Regions from separate parts of the Homo sapiens genome. Here all the other regions are linked to region 2. The links are chromatin contacts, found by Hi-C or POLR2A ChIA-PET in ENCODE. All regions are on one chromosome and are shown on one strand. Each heading gives the region's core, a stretch centred on a gene start or an enhancer-like site at or near the end of the contact. The rest is flanking DNA. Distances are from core to core; before and after follow the strand shown. Region 1 holds the start of PIF1 (PIF1 5'-to-3' DNA helicase). Region 2 holds the start of USP3 (ubiquitin specific peptidase 3). Region 3 has its middle 4.2 kb from the start of RNU5B-1. Region 4 holds the start of PLEKHO2 (pleckstrin homology domain containing O2). Region 5 has its middle 17 kb from the start of ANKDD1A.

Region 1 (2,700 bases), core at 1-2,500, 1.3 Mb after region 2:
ACGTAATGGGTGCTATAGGGGACGTAATGGGTGCTATAAAGGACGTGACAGGGAGCAGGGTCAAGGCTACACAAGATCACGAGGACTGTCACTGGTAACACAAAGAGGTCACAAAGACGGAGAAAGGGCTTTGGGCTAACCGAAAATCCACCCTTAGAATATGCCCTGGGCCGGGCGCAGTGGCTCGCGCTTTAATCCCAGCACTTTGGGAGGCTAAAGTGGGCGGATCACCTGAAGTTAGGAGTTCTGAGACCAGCCTGGCCAACATGGTGAAACCTCGTCTCTACTAAAAATACAAAAATTAGCCGGGCGTGGTGGCGGGCGCTTGTAATTCCAGCACTTTGGGAGGCTGAAGAAGGAAGATCGCTTGAGCCCAGGAACTCGAGACCATCCTGGGCAACATAGCGACACCCTCTAATTAAAAAAAAAATACATACATATAAATACATACATATGCATACATTATATATATGTGTGTGTGTGTGTGTATATATATGTATATATATATATACACACACGCACCCTGCTACACAATTTCCATTTCTATATATCCAATTTCTATATATATATACACACAATATATATACAATTTCTATATATATACACACACACACACACACACATATACACACACACCGTGCTACACAACAATTTCCAGAGCGGCGGATGGGCACCGAGGATTAGGGAGCCTCAGGTGTCCTGCAAGGACCTCACTAGAACAGGGGTCCCTGCGCAGAAAGAATCCTCCTTCCCCGAGACCCAGGGCGAGCACATGAATCCTCAGAGTACTCTCCCCAGGAAGCAGGAGAATCGCCCGTGGGGAGATGCAAAGAGGGCTGCCGTGTAATAAGCGACTTCTGCCTTGTAGGTACATTCACTGGCTTATATGCAGCGGGCAGGTCTCACTCTTCCCCGTGTACAGACGTGGAAACAGGCTAAGAGAGGGAAACTCACTTGCCCTTCATAAGCCACAGCGGCTAGTAGTCAAAGTCAGTGTGATTCCCATGCCCTCGCGCTTCCCACCACCAAGGTGGGGACGAGGTGGAAAATATTCGGCTAGGGAAATCGCGGGGGACCCTGGGACCCTAGAAGCCGTGCTCCCTCAGGCTGACCCATTTGTTTGCACCCTCCCGCCGGAAACCCCTAGATAAATCAGGCTCTTTGCTCCCCACCTCTGGGTTCGGGCAGACACTCACTTGTGCCGACACTCAGATGAACAAGCAGATCGTAGCCGGCCTGTGGCTAAGCTCCGAAACTAGAAATTTTTCAAATGCTAGAGGCAGAAAATCACCCAATCACCGACTGGATCTTTAAATTCTCCAGCCACTCAGAGGTAGGGGCGTAACAATGGGCGTGTCTTTCTTTGCGTCTCTACTCCAGGAGCTTGGGCTGTACCAATTGCCTGCTAGAGGAAGGAGGTTTATGGTGGTGGCTGAGCATACCAAATCCAGTGGACGGCTGGGCGTGGTGGGAGGAGGCCGCCGCTGCGGCAGCCACCCGGCGGCGCGTGGTGTCGGGTCTGAAAACCCTACGCGACTCCGAAGATTTATTTTCAGAACCATCCTTCCAGCACACTCCCTCTCCCCTCTAGCCCGCACACAGAGGCTGGGCTTAGCCTTGGGGAAGATCTGCCTTTGGACTCTCACACCCCTGTTTACACTCACAGTACCATTGTCCAGTTCTGGGCAGACCACCCCAAGGCCTGCCCAATCCCTCCCCCGCCCCCAACTCTACATCCTTCTCTGCCTTTGTAAGGGACTTTACGCTTTGGCTCTCTCACCCACCTGAGGCCCATGAGTGAGAAACTCTGAGACCTGTGCCACGTGCCAGAGGGTACAGCGGAAGCGAGTAGAGTCTCTGTCTTCAGGGAAATTGTATCCCTCTTCTTGCACAGGATGCTGAAAGAATTTACTTTTAATCATCTTTATTATCTCATTGAAGCTTGGAATTACATAGCTGGAAAGGATCTTACAGGTGAGTCTGGCTACCTCATTTTACAGATAATGATAACTACCATGGATTAAATTGCCCTTTCCTTTCCTTTTTCCTTCTTAGGGCTCACTCTGTCGCCCAGGCTGTAGTGGAGTGCAGTGGCACAATCTCTGCTCACTGCAACCTCTGCCGTGGCGCGATCGTGGCTCACTGCAACCTCCGCCTCCTGGGCTCTGGTGATCCTCCCGCCTCAGCCCCCCAGGTAGCTGGAACTACAGATGCACACCCAGCTAATTTATATATATATATATATATATATATATATATATATATATATACACACACACACACATATATACACACACATATATATACACACACATATATATATACACACACATATATATATATACACACACATATATATATATAATTTTTTTTTCGTATAGACGGGATGTCACCATGTTTCCCAGGCTTGTCTCGAACTCCGGAGGTCAAACGATCCACCCACCGTGGCCTCCCGAAGTCCTAGGATTACAGGCATGAGCCCGGACCTTATTTTTCAAATGAGAAAAAAGCAAGGCTTCCAGAGATTTTACTGAAGGTCACATAGCTGATATGGAGAGCAAAACCAAACATTGAACCCAGATTACCTGCTCGCTTAATCACTCCATGGGGCTTAGCTACTACACCACACTGCTCCCAGTCTGTTAGCGGTAGAGGGTGATGACTGAAAGTTGTCCAGGTTCTTGGCGTTTTGAACAAAGA
Region 2 (2,700 bases), core at 201-2,700:
AGGACAGATCTTTGAGGACCCAGAAATACTTCTGGGGAAAGGATGAGCAGAGGTGCCCCCGGTGGGTGGATACCATTAGGCAGAGGTCTATGCGGAAGAGGCCGACTTGTGGCGTGGGAGGTAGGGAGGAGTAAGAAGTGATTGACGGGGCGTCCCTGGCTGCTCTAGGACTGCATTGCGGGGAGGTGCCCGGCTCTAACCACTGCCCGGCCCGGTTAATCATTTCCTGACCTTCCTTCCTCCTCTCGCTCTGGCCGCAGGATTGCCACATCAGTCTTCCCCCTCCTCCTGCTCGCCTTCTGGCCCCGAGGCTCCTTCGCCGGGTTTTACAAGGAGCCCCAACTTGGAAGCAATATTTGTAATAGCCCCGGACGTCCTCAAGTGCCCCAGTGAGATCGCAGGCTCGATCCAGGGTATGCCGGCCCAAGCGGCCCCTTGAGGCTTGCCCTCTTCTCTAATCCCTCACTAAAAAGAGGTCAGAGGGTCAGGGATCCAATCTCCATACAGATCAACAAGTTACAGACTCGGTTTCCCCCTGCGGTAAAAAGGGGATGGTAACAGCTGGTAGGGTGTTGCGAGGCTTAAATGCGGTATGGGAAGTGCCTGGCTGGGAGACCTTAGGTATCTAACAAATGCTAGATCCCTTCCCTTCTTATCGCCTGGTAATGGGGAGTTTAGCTTGCCCAGCAATCCCAGGCTACGTTTATCTCACTTGAACTTCCTGGCTTGAAAGTCCTACGATGTGCTGGAGGTAACGCAGATGGTGAGTCACAGTGACAGGATTTGAACGTGGGTTCATGGGCGCCCCTGCGGGCCCACCCACGCAGCATCTAGGTGGCTGGCTAACGCCACGTGTTCAGAACCTAGAAAGGGCTACGGATCGCACCTGCCGCAAGGAGCCTAACGCTAAGTCGGGCGGGACTGCCCTGGCACCCATGAAACCCGCTGCCCGCCTCCCCCGGGGCCAGGCCCTTGGCCTCCCCAGCTTGTTTCTTCGTGTATAAAATGAGGGCCACGGTGCCTGTCTGCCCGAGAGGTTTTAAAGTTCTTCTTTACACTTTGCGGAGCGGCCGGATTTTTACCACGAAGCCACCGAGTAGTCCGCACCACATAGGTTCAGTATCCTCCGCCCACCGCAGGAAACGCCGCGGACGGCCCGGGGTGCCCTGCTCGGCGCCCCACCCTTCCCGGGGCCGGGGAAGCGGCGTGACTAGGAAAGTCACTTCGGAACACAGCCGGACTCTGCGCCACCAGCTGGAGCTCGCCGGGACCCCACCCCGCGGGCTGGGCGGGGGCGGACCCGGGGGCGGGGCGGGGAGGGGCCGGCCTGGAAAGGCGGAAGCCTCCAGTCTAGGGGTGGCTGCAGAACCCGGATCTCGGAGTTACACGTTCTACGGAGCGGGGCGCCGGGAGACGGCGGGCGAGAAAACCCGGCGTCCGGAAGCCCGTGCTTTCTTTGACGCAAGGGCTCGAGACGCAGCCGCCGTCGGCCGAGCGCCCGGCTAGAAGCGACACCAGACGGAGCCTCCGGAGTTCCTCCGCCCCCACCTCGCCGGGTCCTGGAGCCGCAGTCCTCCCAGCTGCCCTCCTCGTGGCCATGGAGTGTCCACACCTGAGCTCCAGCGTCTGCATTGCTCCGGACTCAGCCAAGTTCCCCAACGGCTCCCCGTCGTCCTGGTGCTGCAGCGGTGAGTGCGGCCACGGGCCGGCCCCGCAGCGCACCCGAGGCCGCGGCTCTGCCGGGCCTGCCGTCTAGGGGCCGCAGGCGGCCGGCGCGCGGACTCGGGGAGGGGCGAGGGCGAGCCGGGCCCGGCGGGCTGGGGAGGGTACGCGATGAGGCGGGCGCGTGCGGGAGCGGCGGCGGCTCCTTTGTTTCCCGAGGCCCGACGGCCGGGCCAGCGAAGGAGAGGGCCGCGAGGGGCGGGAGTCCGCGGAGGCCTCGAGCGCGTGGGGGCAGCGGCAGGCGGGGACCCTGGCCAGCTGCGTGCGCCCTTGCCCCGCCCTGCCGTGGCCGGGGGCTGTGCCCGTCCGTGTTGCGGGGTCGCCTGTGGGGCGGGTGTCCGGCCCCCGAGGGGCGGCCGCACGTGTGGCGGGGCCCGCGCCGCGCTTCTCCGCAGACAGGGCGGGAAGAGCGCCGCTCTCCGGGCGCAGCTTTGTCTGGGCTGCGGGGCGCGCGGGGCTCCTCTCCTCCGCCGAACCCGGCCCGGGTTTCCTTTCCCTTCTCCGCAGGCTCGGGCACCTCGAAACCCCGAGAGGCGCTGGGAGCTCGGGCGGCGGAGGTCGGGGTCTTTCATCCGTCAGGGATGGTGAAGTTTGAAAACAGGCTGCGGGCTGAGAAGCTCGGAGGCTGAGCCAACAGCTGCTTTGGAGGGGACTGCTCGAGTTTGTTTTTCAGACCTTTTGGGTTGTCCGAAAATGCGTTGGGATTCCCAGTTCCTGTGTTGTGAAACACTTATTAGATTTATATAAGGCTTTTGAGTAGCTTAAGCGTTTTAACTCCTGCTGGCCCCCTTGGAAGCCCCAGTGCCCTCTCATTGTCTGCTCTAAGCGACTTCTTAGGATCGCACCGGCCACACGGCTTTGCTTACTTCCTGGTAGGGCCCTGGTGCCACCGCTAGTCTTTGTTTATTAGCTTTGAGATGGTCACTGGTATCTTGGGTTATATTAATAGCGTACAATTCGAATTGTGCACTTCAGAAA
Region 3 (2,700 bases), core at 183-2,682, 1.8 Mb after region 2:
GTCTGGAAAAAGACAAAGATGACAGTATCACTGCTTCCATTCAATTTTTCACTAAGGGCCTTGCCAGGCAAGTGTAACAAGAAAAGTCAGGGGGAGGGAAAAGTATAAGGAGTGAAAAAAGAAAAAATTATTATTCTCAGTCCATATGATTATCTTCATAGAAGATCCAAAAGGATTTAGAAGTATACTGTTCAATATGGCAACCACTGGCCACATGTGGCTATTGAGCATTTGAAATGTGGCCAGTCTCAATTGAGATGTACTTAAGTATAAAATACACACTGGATTATTATATTTTTGAGACGAAAGTCTCTGCACCCAGGCTGGAGTGCAGTAGCACGATCTTCGCTCACTGCAACCTCTGCCTCCCGGGTTCAAGCGATTCTCCTGCTTCAGCCTCCAGAGTAGCTGGGACTACAGGCACATGCCACTGCGTCCCGCCAATTTTTGTATTTTTAGTAGAGAAAGGGTTTCACCATGTTGGCCAAGCTGGTCTTGAACTCCTGACCTCAGGTGATCCCCCCAACCTCAACCTCCCAAAGCGCTGGTATTACAACAGGCGTGACCCACCGCGCCCAGCCAGTTATTTCCTAAATTAAATTAGCACGAATTGTTGCTGGAAATTGAGGTGCAAGCCACATCATAAATAACGGATCAACGTGAGTCCAAGCTTCGGATTCACAAATTGTAGAAACTCCATGACCCTCTGTGGAGACTCACAGAGCTACAAACAAGTTAACTCTCCTTTCAGTTCTCTCAACAGTGAAAGCTATCCAGGACCCTTCCAGAGTGAAGCACAGTACAGGCCAACAAATAAATGTCTCCTAAAGCCCAGGAAAAGGGAAACACTCTCTCCCAAGGCTCAATACGGGGGGAGGTCAGTACTCAGAGAACCCACCCCTTAACCCCTTGCTAGGTCCTATGAGACGTAGCTATTATCATATGGTGAGAACTTTGCATCTCAATGGGTTTCTAACTTCCCCTTACATTGTGAACTACAGCAAGCATGCAAGACTATCAAAACAGACGTAACGCTGGCTGGCGCAGTGGCACACCTTTAATCCCAATGTGTCCAGAATTGGTGGGTTTTTGGTCTCACTAACTTCAAGAACGAAGCCGCAGACTCTCGTGGTGAATCTCAGGGTTCTTAAAGGCGGCGTATCCAGAGCTTGTTCCTTCTGACCTTCAGATGCATTCGGAGTTTCTTCCTTCTGGTGGGTTCGTGGTCTTGCTGGCTCAGGAATGAAACTACAGACCTTCACGGTGAGCATTACAACTCTTTAAAGCAGCACATCTGGAGTTGTTCCTTCTTCCCAGTTGGTTTCCGGCCTCACTGGCTTCAAGAGCGAAACTACACACTTTCAGGGTGAGTGTTACAGCTCATAGGCCAGACCCACGCACGGAGCAGTAGCAGCAGCAATAGCAAGTTACTGCAAACAGCAAAAGAAAAAAAGCCACCTCGGTATCAAAGAAAACACCCCACCTGCCTGCCGCAGCAGGAGCGGGCAGCCTGCTTTTATGCTCTTATCTGGCCCCACCCACATCCTGCTGATTGGTCCATTTTACAGAGAGCCGATTGGTCTGTTTTACAGAGAGCTGATTGGTCCGTTTTGACAGGGTGCTGATTGGTGTGTTTACAATCCCTGAGCTAGACACAAAAGTTTTCGTCCCCACTATATTAGCTAGATACAGAGTGTCCATTGGTGTATTTACAAACCCTGAGCTAGACACAGAGTGCTGATTGGTGCATTTACAAACCTTGAGCTAGATACAGAGTGCTGATTGGTGTATTTACAATCCCTTAGCTAGACATAAAGATTCTCCAAGTCCCCACCACACTCCGGAACCCAGCTGGCTTCGTCCAGTGGATCCTCCACTGGGGCCGCAGGTGGAGCTGCCTGCCAGTCCTGAGCCGTGTGCCGGCACTCCTCAGCCCTTGGGCGGTCCATGGGACTGGGCGCGGTGGAACAGGGGGCGGCACTTGTCCGTGGAGGCTCCGGCCGCGCAGAAGCCCATGGCGGGTGGGCAGGGTAGGCTCAGGCATTGCAGGCTGCAGGTCCCGAGCCCTGCCCTGCAGGGAGGCAGCTAAGGCCCGGCAAGAAATCCAGCACAGCGCCGGTGGGCCGGCACTGCTGGGGGACCTGGCGCATCCTCCGCAGCTGCTGGCCCAGGTGCTAAGCCCCTTACTGTCTGGGGTCGGCGGAGCCGGCCGGCCGGCCGCTCGGACTGCGGGCCGCCAAGGCCACGCCCACCCGGAACTCTAGCTGGCCCGCAAGCCCCGTGCGCAGCCCCGGTTCCTGCGGTGTCTCTCCCTCCACACCTCCCCGCAGGCTGAGGGAGCCGGCTCCGGCCTCGGCCATCCCAGGAAGGGGCTCCCACAGTGCAGCGGCGGGCTGAAGGGCTCCTCAAGCGCGGCCAGAGTGGGCGCTGAGGCCAAGGAGGCACCGAGAGCGAGCGAGGGCTACGAGGGCTGCCAGCGCGCTGTCACCTCTCACCAACACTTTCAGAGGCAGGGGTGGGAGAATCCCCTGAGCCCACGAATTCGAGACCAGCATGGGCAACATGTCTGTCAACATAGGGAGACCCCCATCTCTACAAAAAATTAAAAAATAAAATTAGCCCAATGTGGTGGCTTGCAGACTATAGTCCCAGATACTCGGGTGACTGAGGCAGGAGGTGCTTAATCCCAGCAGTTTGAGG
Region 4 (2,700 bases), core at 85-2,584, 1.3 Mb after region 2:
CTTTTCTTTTTCTTTCTTTCCTTTTTTCCTTCCTTCCCTCCCTCCTTCCTCTCTCTCTCCTTCCTCTCTCTTTCTTTTCTATTCTTTCTTTTTCTTGACCAGTGTGATAATATCAGCCTCAATTTTCTTCATTCCTTTAGCTAAAGGATCCCAGGCCTAGGCATGAGGGAGAAGTGTACCTGCATCTCCTTCCCCCTTGGCCTGGGAGCCCCAGGCTGCCCTTTTCCGTACAGGGCTGGAAGTAGCCTGGGAGCCTGAGGGCTGGCAGAAGGCCGTGAAAGGGGAGCTTGGTCGCTGGCACAGCCGCTGCTATGGCAGCCAGAGCCGAAGAAGGTCACCATTGATCTCACATGCACTTAATTTTCCCTTCCTTGGCATGGGACGGGGTTGACCAGGAGAGCTAAGGGGGAGTATGCGTGTGTGTGTGAGAGGGGAGCGGTGCTGCAGGCTGCGATGCAGCCAGTTACTTTCTCTCTCTGGGCCTCAGTTTCTCCAATGTAAAATGAGGGCGCATGGTATAACTAAAATCATTACTCTCTGCTGGTCCCCACACTCCCACTCTCCAGTAAGGCTGTCAGGGCTGCAAGCTCACCGCGGGATCGGGGGGATGGTCGACCCTCAGATACGGGAGGGATTGAGCGATGCCCAAGGAGAGCAGGAGAACACTGCGCTTGGAGACCCCTGAGAGCCAGGGGCGGGCCGCCCCCTAAAGGGACCCCGGAGTCCCGACTCTCAGCTCCAGCTCTTCCTGTGACACCACCCTCCGGACAGAGACCCAAGCTCCAGGCCCGGCCCCGCCCAGAGGTTCCAGGGAGAAGACCAGGCCACCGCCCACTGCCCGGCGTCGGGGAGGAAAGAGGAGGAGCCTCTGTGTGCCCACATCTCTGGCCGCCCAGGGCAGCTCGGCTCGGTCTCGCAACCCCAGCCCACTGGTTCGGGAGACCTCAAAGGCTCCACCGCCAGCGCCCCCAGCGCTCACTGTGTGCGCCCCACCCCAGCCCTGCCTGCGCGCCGCTCCCGCCACCCTCGCCTCAGTCTCTGGGCCGGAAGCCCCCTCTCCTCCCCCGCCGCAGCCCCCTCCTAGTCCCTCTCCCTCCGCCGATGCGGGAAACCTTCTCCGCCCCGTCCCGCCCTCTTCCTCCAGTTGCATCTCCGCCCGGCTCCTCCGTCCAGTCTCCAACCCAGGCCCCGCCCCTCCCCACCCATTTCCCGCCCTGGGCCGGGCCCCCGGCCCCACCGCCCCCTCCCCGGCCCCGCCCCGGCCCCCGGAAGCCTCACCCCGCCCCCGGCCCCGCCCCCCCGAAGTTTCTTGGGCCCCCGGCAGCCGGCGGGACAGAACGCGGAGAGTCGCCGCCTGGCCGGGCGTAGACGCGGTGGCAGAGCCCGCGCGGCGCTGGAAGCGAGTGGCGGAGCGGCGGGACCTCGGCGGACTCGCCATGGAGGAGGAGGTGAGGGCGGGGCCCGGCGGGGCGTTGGGCTGGGGTCCTCGAGCCCCTCACGGGGATTGCGGTCCTGGGCTCAGGCCCTCGTTCCTGCCCGCCCCACTCCCGCCAGTCTCACCTCAGGAAGAGCCTGGGCAAATGGGGCAGGGGCGAGGGGCTGGATCCATATCGGGGACTTCGCAGACCGCGTCCTCCTTCATTCTCGCTGACTTTCTCACCAGTTGTGGGGCGTCGTGGTTGTTACCGTTCCCATTGGATTGACCAGGAGACTGAGACTCCAGCGAGATTGATGACTTGCTGAAAGTGGCCTGGGTGACTGGGCTCGAACCCCGATTACCGTGGTCGGATCCTGACTCTCTCTCTCTCTCTGTGTGTGTGTGTGTGTGTGTGTGTGTGTGTGTCGGATCCTGACTGTGTGTGTGTGTGTATGTGTGTGTTGGGGGGTTCCTGTCTCAAGGATCGGATCCTGACTCTGTGTGTGTGTGTATGTGTGTGTTGGGGGGTTCCTGTCTCAAGGATGTGACCATGCTTTGGTGGCAGGAGGATTGGAGAAGTTGCTTTTTTCTCCCTTGTATAAGTCTCTGTATCTTTTCCCCCACTCTCTCCCCGCTCCACATCCATCTGAGCAGCTAGCTGTAGGGAAGGAATCGGGAGTCCGGCCCACCTAGGGTCTGATCTTAGTCCCTGCCTTCCCCACCCGAGGGCTGGACCAACTGTGTCCCTGGAGCCTCCTTCTAACCACTCAAAACACTCTTGGCCTGGGATTGGGTCTTGCCCCTGCCCCTGCCCTTTACTTGCAAACTCAGTTCTGCCAGCAGCCGCTTTATCCGAGGGTCCAGCACGCAGCAAGCACTTAATATATGCCTGTGGAATGATTAAGTTAAAATGAGGGGCCTGTTGGGTCTAGAGGAAGGTGAATTTGTTTCTTATCCCCTGAGGGGGTCCCAGCTTCAGCCCCTCTCAGCCCAAGGGAAGGGGCATGTCTTTGCCTCCTTGGATGGGGAGGAAAGATGAAGTTCTCTGCCTTGGGGGAACCCTGGCCAGCTGGGAAGCCCTGAGTGGACCGGACTGCCTGTGTCCCTTCAGTGCCCACCTCCCACTTTTCCAGGGCCATGGATAGGAGCAGCTAGTGGTCCGTCAGGGCTCCCTCTAGGCCAGGCCCTGCCTTTCTGTGGGATGGTAGATAAGTCACTTCCCCTCTCAGCCTTCATTTCCTCTTCTACAAAATATAGTGCCTGTCCTCCTCATACTCCTGGCC
Region 5 (2,700 bases), core at 42-2,541, 1.4 Mb after region 2:
ACTTTCCTAGGAGGAGGCCTATGCAGGCGCGTAAGGAACTCGGTGAAGGAGTCAGGGCCCCCAACTCGGCTCTCGCGAGCTTGCTGTGTGACCTCAGGCCAGTCACCTCCCCTCTTCTGGCCTGGGTTTCCACACCTGCACAATGGGAACAGCAACCTCAGCTGCCTGCCGTCTCTGACGTGAGGGCCAAATAAGAAAAGGTGAGAAGCTGGTCGCAAAGCGGTAAAAAAAGCCTTCAGCGCCGAAGCCGGGGAGGAAGCCGCTGATGAAGCTATTGCTGAGAAGTGTGAAGCCCCCACCCGAGGATCCGCTTTTGAAGAGGGACCCGGGGAACGCGTAGGGGGAAACTGCCTTCCTCTTCCCTCAGTGGAAAGGGCTGTGCTCATGTCACTGTGAAACGAAGCTATTTTTATGTAGTACAACTGCGATTATGACAGGGCCTCTTCCTGAAGGGGAAGGGTGGGGAGGAGACCTGAGTCATCAGTGGGGCGGCCGGCCCCACAGGCTGACACAGGCAGCTTGTGGAAACCAGGCCCCCCGCCCTGCCTTCCGCAGGTAGAGGCCCCAGAGAGGGGAAGGGGCCGACCACCTGCTCCCGAGCCATTCTCGGGCTCGGCCAGCCATTGGGCTGGGAACCTGTCAATCCTGGTTGATCTTCCAATGAGCTGTGAACTGGTCTTCCGGGAGGACTTACAGGAGGCTGGAAACGGGGCCTGGCGCGCGCTTCCCTCTCAGTGCGAGGCTGACTGGTTGGACTCGCCGGGCTCTACTGTGGGCCCCACGCTATGTTTAGACGCCCGACGTGTCCCATTTTATTGAACTCGTCCTGCCCCCCAAGTAGGGACGATTTACCTCCATTTTCTAGATAAGGCACTGGGGGCTCCGCGAGGGGATGTGGCGGACTGGAGCCCAGCTGCACTCCTGACGGGACTGAATGCGGGGCTGAGGGAGGCAACAGGAAGAATGAGTATTTTCTTTACTGGAAGGGCAGGGAAAGGTTTCTCTCAGAAGGTGACATTTGAGCTGGGCCCTAAACAATGAGCAGGATTTAGCTGTCTTGAGGAGGGGGAGAGGGAAGGGCATGTGACCCGGAAAGGATGCAGCCTGGGCAAAGGCAGGGAGGTGTGCATGGCTTGTTTGGGGGTGTCGAGCAGGTCGGGGGGGCTGGGTGGGGAGTGGCCGCGGGGCGTAGGTAGGGGAGGGCCTGGCATGACAGGCTAAGGGGTGTAGGCTCCTTGGGGTTCCTTCAGCGCTGTGCAAGCCCTGAGCATCCTCCCAGAGGTGTGGCCCTGCAGAGAGAGGGGAGGGAGCCCACTGGGGGAGGCGAGCTGAAGGAGTGGCCTGTCAGGTGGGTTTCCTGCCCTGGAGCCTGAGCTCAGGCAGTGGCTGCCGTGCCCCGCCGCCGCCCTCTTCTGCCGCCTCCTCCACGCCAGCACTTTTGCATGCAGTACTCCCTTCAGTCGTCACAGCCACCTGCAAGGTGAATATTACCACCTTTATTTCATAGGGGAGGTAACAGGTTTAGAGAGGTTAGAGGAGCCGCCCCAGGTCACACAGCCCCTCTTGATATTCTTCAACAAAAGAATCCTCTCTGACCCCTGCTCTCAGTCAACGGAACAACCAACAACCTCCTTCCTTCAGAGAAATAGGGACCCTGAGGCTGCAACCCAACTGTAATCATCTGCCTCCAGGCACCCTCTGCACAGACTCAGCTGTTAAATATAGATGGCCGCTTAGAGATCCTTTTGTTCTCTTTACATATTACAGATGGGGAAACTGAGGCCTAGTGAGGAAGAGACTTGCTTGGGGCCCCACAAATGGACCTAGATTGGCGAGCCTCTTTTGAGCCAGAGTCTCACTGGGGTTCTAGCCCAGCTGGGAAGTTGAGCAAAGAGGGATAAGTGGGTTACAGCTCAAGGACTGGGGGTGCCTTGGGGCTTCTAGGAGATGAGAGCCGAAAGGCATTCAGCCCTTTAACCCCACTCCAGAGCTTCAGACTGTTCCTTCTCAAGACACTTTACTGCCATCTGTCTGAAAAGTGTGCTAATAAATATGCAAATTTTGGTGACTTGAGAGGACTGGTGTCCTCTTGAGTTGTACAGGGCACAATTTGCAGATTTGTGAGTGATCACCAAGCCCCGAAGATGCAGCGAGGTCTCTGGCAACTCCCTTTCTCAGTCCCTTCTCTATTCCTCTCTTCTTCTTTGTCCCTCTCAGACTGGGACTGGGGGTGGGGGCAGGGGGGGGATTTCCTACTAGGGTGGGAGGAAGAAGGGTGAAGGAAGTAGGGTAGGAGGAGGGGAAGTGTGGAGGACAACAGAGGGAAAGGGTAGAACTTATTTCTGCTGTCAGAAACCGAAACCAAAAGTCCTGGCAGGAGTTAATGTGAGAGGGAGGTCTGTAGCAAGAGGCTGAGGAGCAAAGCCTTCACATCTGAGGACAGCAGCCCTGTCAGAGACACCCTGGCTGCAACCTCGGTGTCACTTAGACCAGGGCTTGCCTCTCATGCTGACAAGAAGCATGCAAAGGCAGTCTGTTTTCTCTGGGGATACCAAAGGCCCCTCCAGACCTTACAGTGCCCAGCACTGGTGTTAGGATCACTGCTGGAAAGGGGAGGGGGCACTAACTCAAGTCACCATGTCATCTAATAGCCCAAGAGTGGGTGACCCTTTGTCTTGTCTGGTATTAGTCTGTGTGGAC

What was found. Hi-C counts contacts between places; a loop is a spot of excess contacts on that map. ChIA-PET counts read pairs that join two places held with the same protein, here RNA polymerase II (POLR2A). Pooled maps may share reads with other maps.
Region 1: a pooled map shows a loop between it and region 2 (6-fold over the local background). The contact joins the promoter of PIF1 here to the promoter of USP3 in region 2. A Hi-C loop is called at or near these places in 6 of 50 pooled maps.
Region 3: a loop to region 2 is called in a pooled map, with 17 times the contacts of the local background. The contact joins the enhancer-like site here to the promoter of USP3 in region 2. A Hi-C loop is called at or near these places in 1 of 37 single-sample maps with no recorded cell type and 11 of 50 pooled maps. POLR2A ChIA-PET finds 5 or more read pairs at or near these places in 3 of 52 experiments (B cell, activated CD4-positive, alpha-beta memory T cell and activated T-cell).
Region 4: a loop to region 2 is called in a map of ascending aorta, with 6 times the contacts of the local background. The contact joins the promoter of PLEKHO2 here to the promoter of USP3 in region 2. A Hi-C loop is called at or near these places in 1 of 168 maps with a recorded cell type or tissue (ascending aorta), 3 of 37 single-sample maps with no recorded cell type and 12 of 50 pooled maps. POLR2A ChIA-PET finds 5 or more read pairs at or near these places in 2 of 52 experiments (activated T-cell and naive thymus-derived CD4-positive, alpha-beta T cell).
Region 5: a map of naive thymus-derived CD4-positive, alpha-beta T cell shows a loop between it and region 2 (9-fold over the local background). The contact joins the enhancer-like site here to the promoter of USP3 in region 2. A Hi-C loop is called at or near these places in 1 of 168 maps with a recorded cell type or tissue (naive thymus-derived CD4-positive, alpha-beta T cell), 3 of 37 single-sample maps with no recorded cell type and 11 of 50 pooled maps. POLR2A ChIA-PET finds 5 or more read pairs at or near these places in 3 of 52 experiments (CD4-positive, alpha-beta T cell, activated T-cell and naive thymus-derived CD4-positive, alpha-beta T cell).

What each region holds. Positions count from the first base shown.
Region 1 is chr15:64,824,397-64,827,096 of GRCh38, forward strand. PIF1 (PIF1 5'-to-3' DNA helicase) reads right to left here and starts at 1,251. Exons shown (of 13, transcript NM_001286496.2): 1 at 1,173-1,251. RefSeq lists enhancers at 1-194, 1,384-1,513.
Region 2 is chr15:63,503,143-63,505,842 of GRCh38, forward strand. USP3 (ubiquitin specific peptidase 3) reads left to right here and starts at 1,451. Exons shown (of 15, transcript NM_006537.4): 1 at 1,451-1,688. The coding sequence starts at 1,598. RefSeq lists enhancers at 1-524, 3-52, 525-1,317 and silencers at 1,043-1,382, 1,733-1,842, 1,913-2,112, 2,183-2,262.
Region 3 is chr15:65,299,144-65,301,843 of GRCh38, forward strand. No RefSeq gene overlaps it. Among named protein-coding and RNA genes, the nearest start is that of RNU5B-1, 4.2 kb to the right of the region's middle. RefSeq lists an enhancer at 2,048-2,563. Within about 2 kb of position 1,433, at least 3 of the 41 ENCODE cell types and tissues checked have a DNase peak (open chromatin) inside an H3K27ac peak, as active enhancers do.
Region 4 is chr15:64,840,581-64,843,280 of GRCh38, forward strand. PLEKHO2 (pleckstrin homology domain containing O2) reads left to right here and starts at 1,335. Exons shown (of 6, transcript NM_025201.5): 1 at 1,335-1,448. The coding sequence starts at 1,437. It also overlaps a transcript of LOC124903508 not described here. RefSeq lists silencers at 858-1,177, 1,188-1,627 and enhancers at 1,435-1,958, 1,991-2,542.
Region 5 is chr15:64,893,525-64,896,224 of GRCh38, forward strand. No RefSeq gene overlaps it. Among named protein-coding and RNA genes, the nearest start is that of ANKDD1A, 17 kb to the right of the region's middle. RefSeq lists enhancers at 1-19, 170-479, 1,274-1,872 and silencers at 1,020-1,069, 1,110-1,159. Within about 2 kb of position 1,292, at least 37 of the 41 ENCODE cell types and tissues checked have a DNase peak (open chromatin) inside an H3K27ac peak, as active enhancers do; they include CD4-positive, alpha-beta T cell, where a contact is called at or near this core.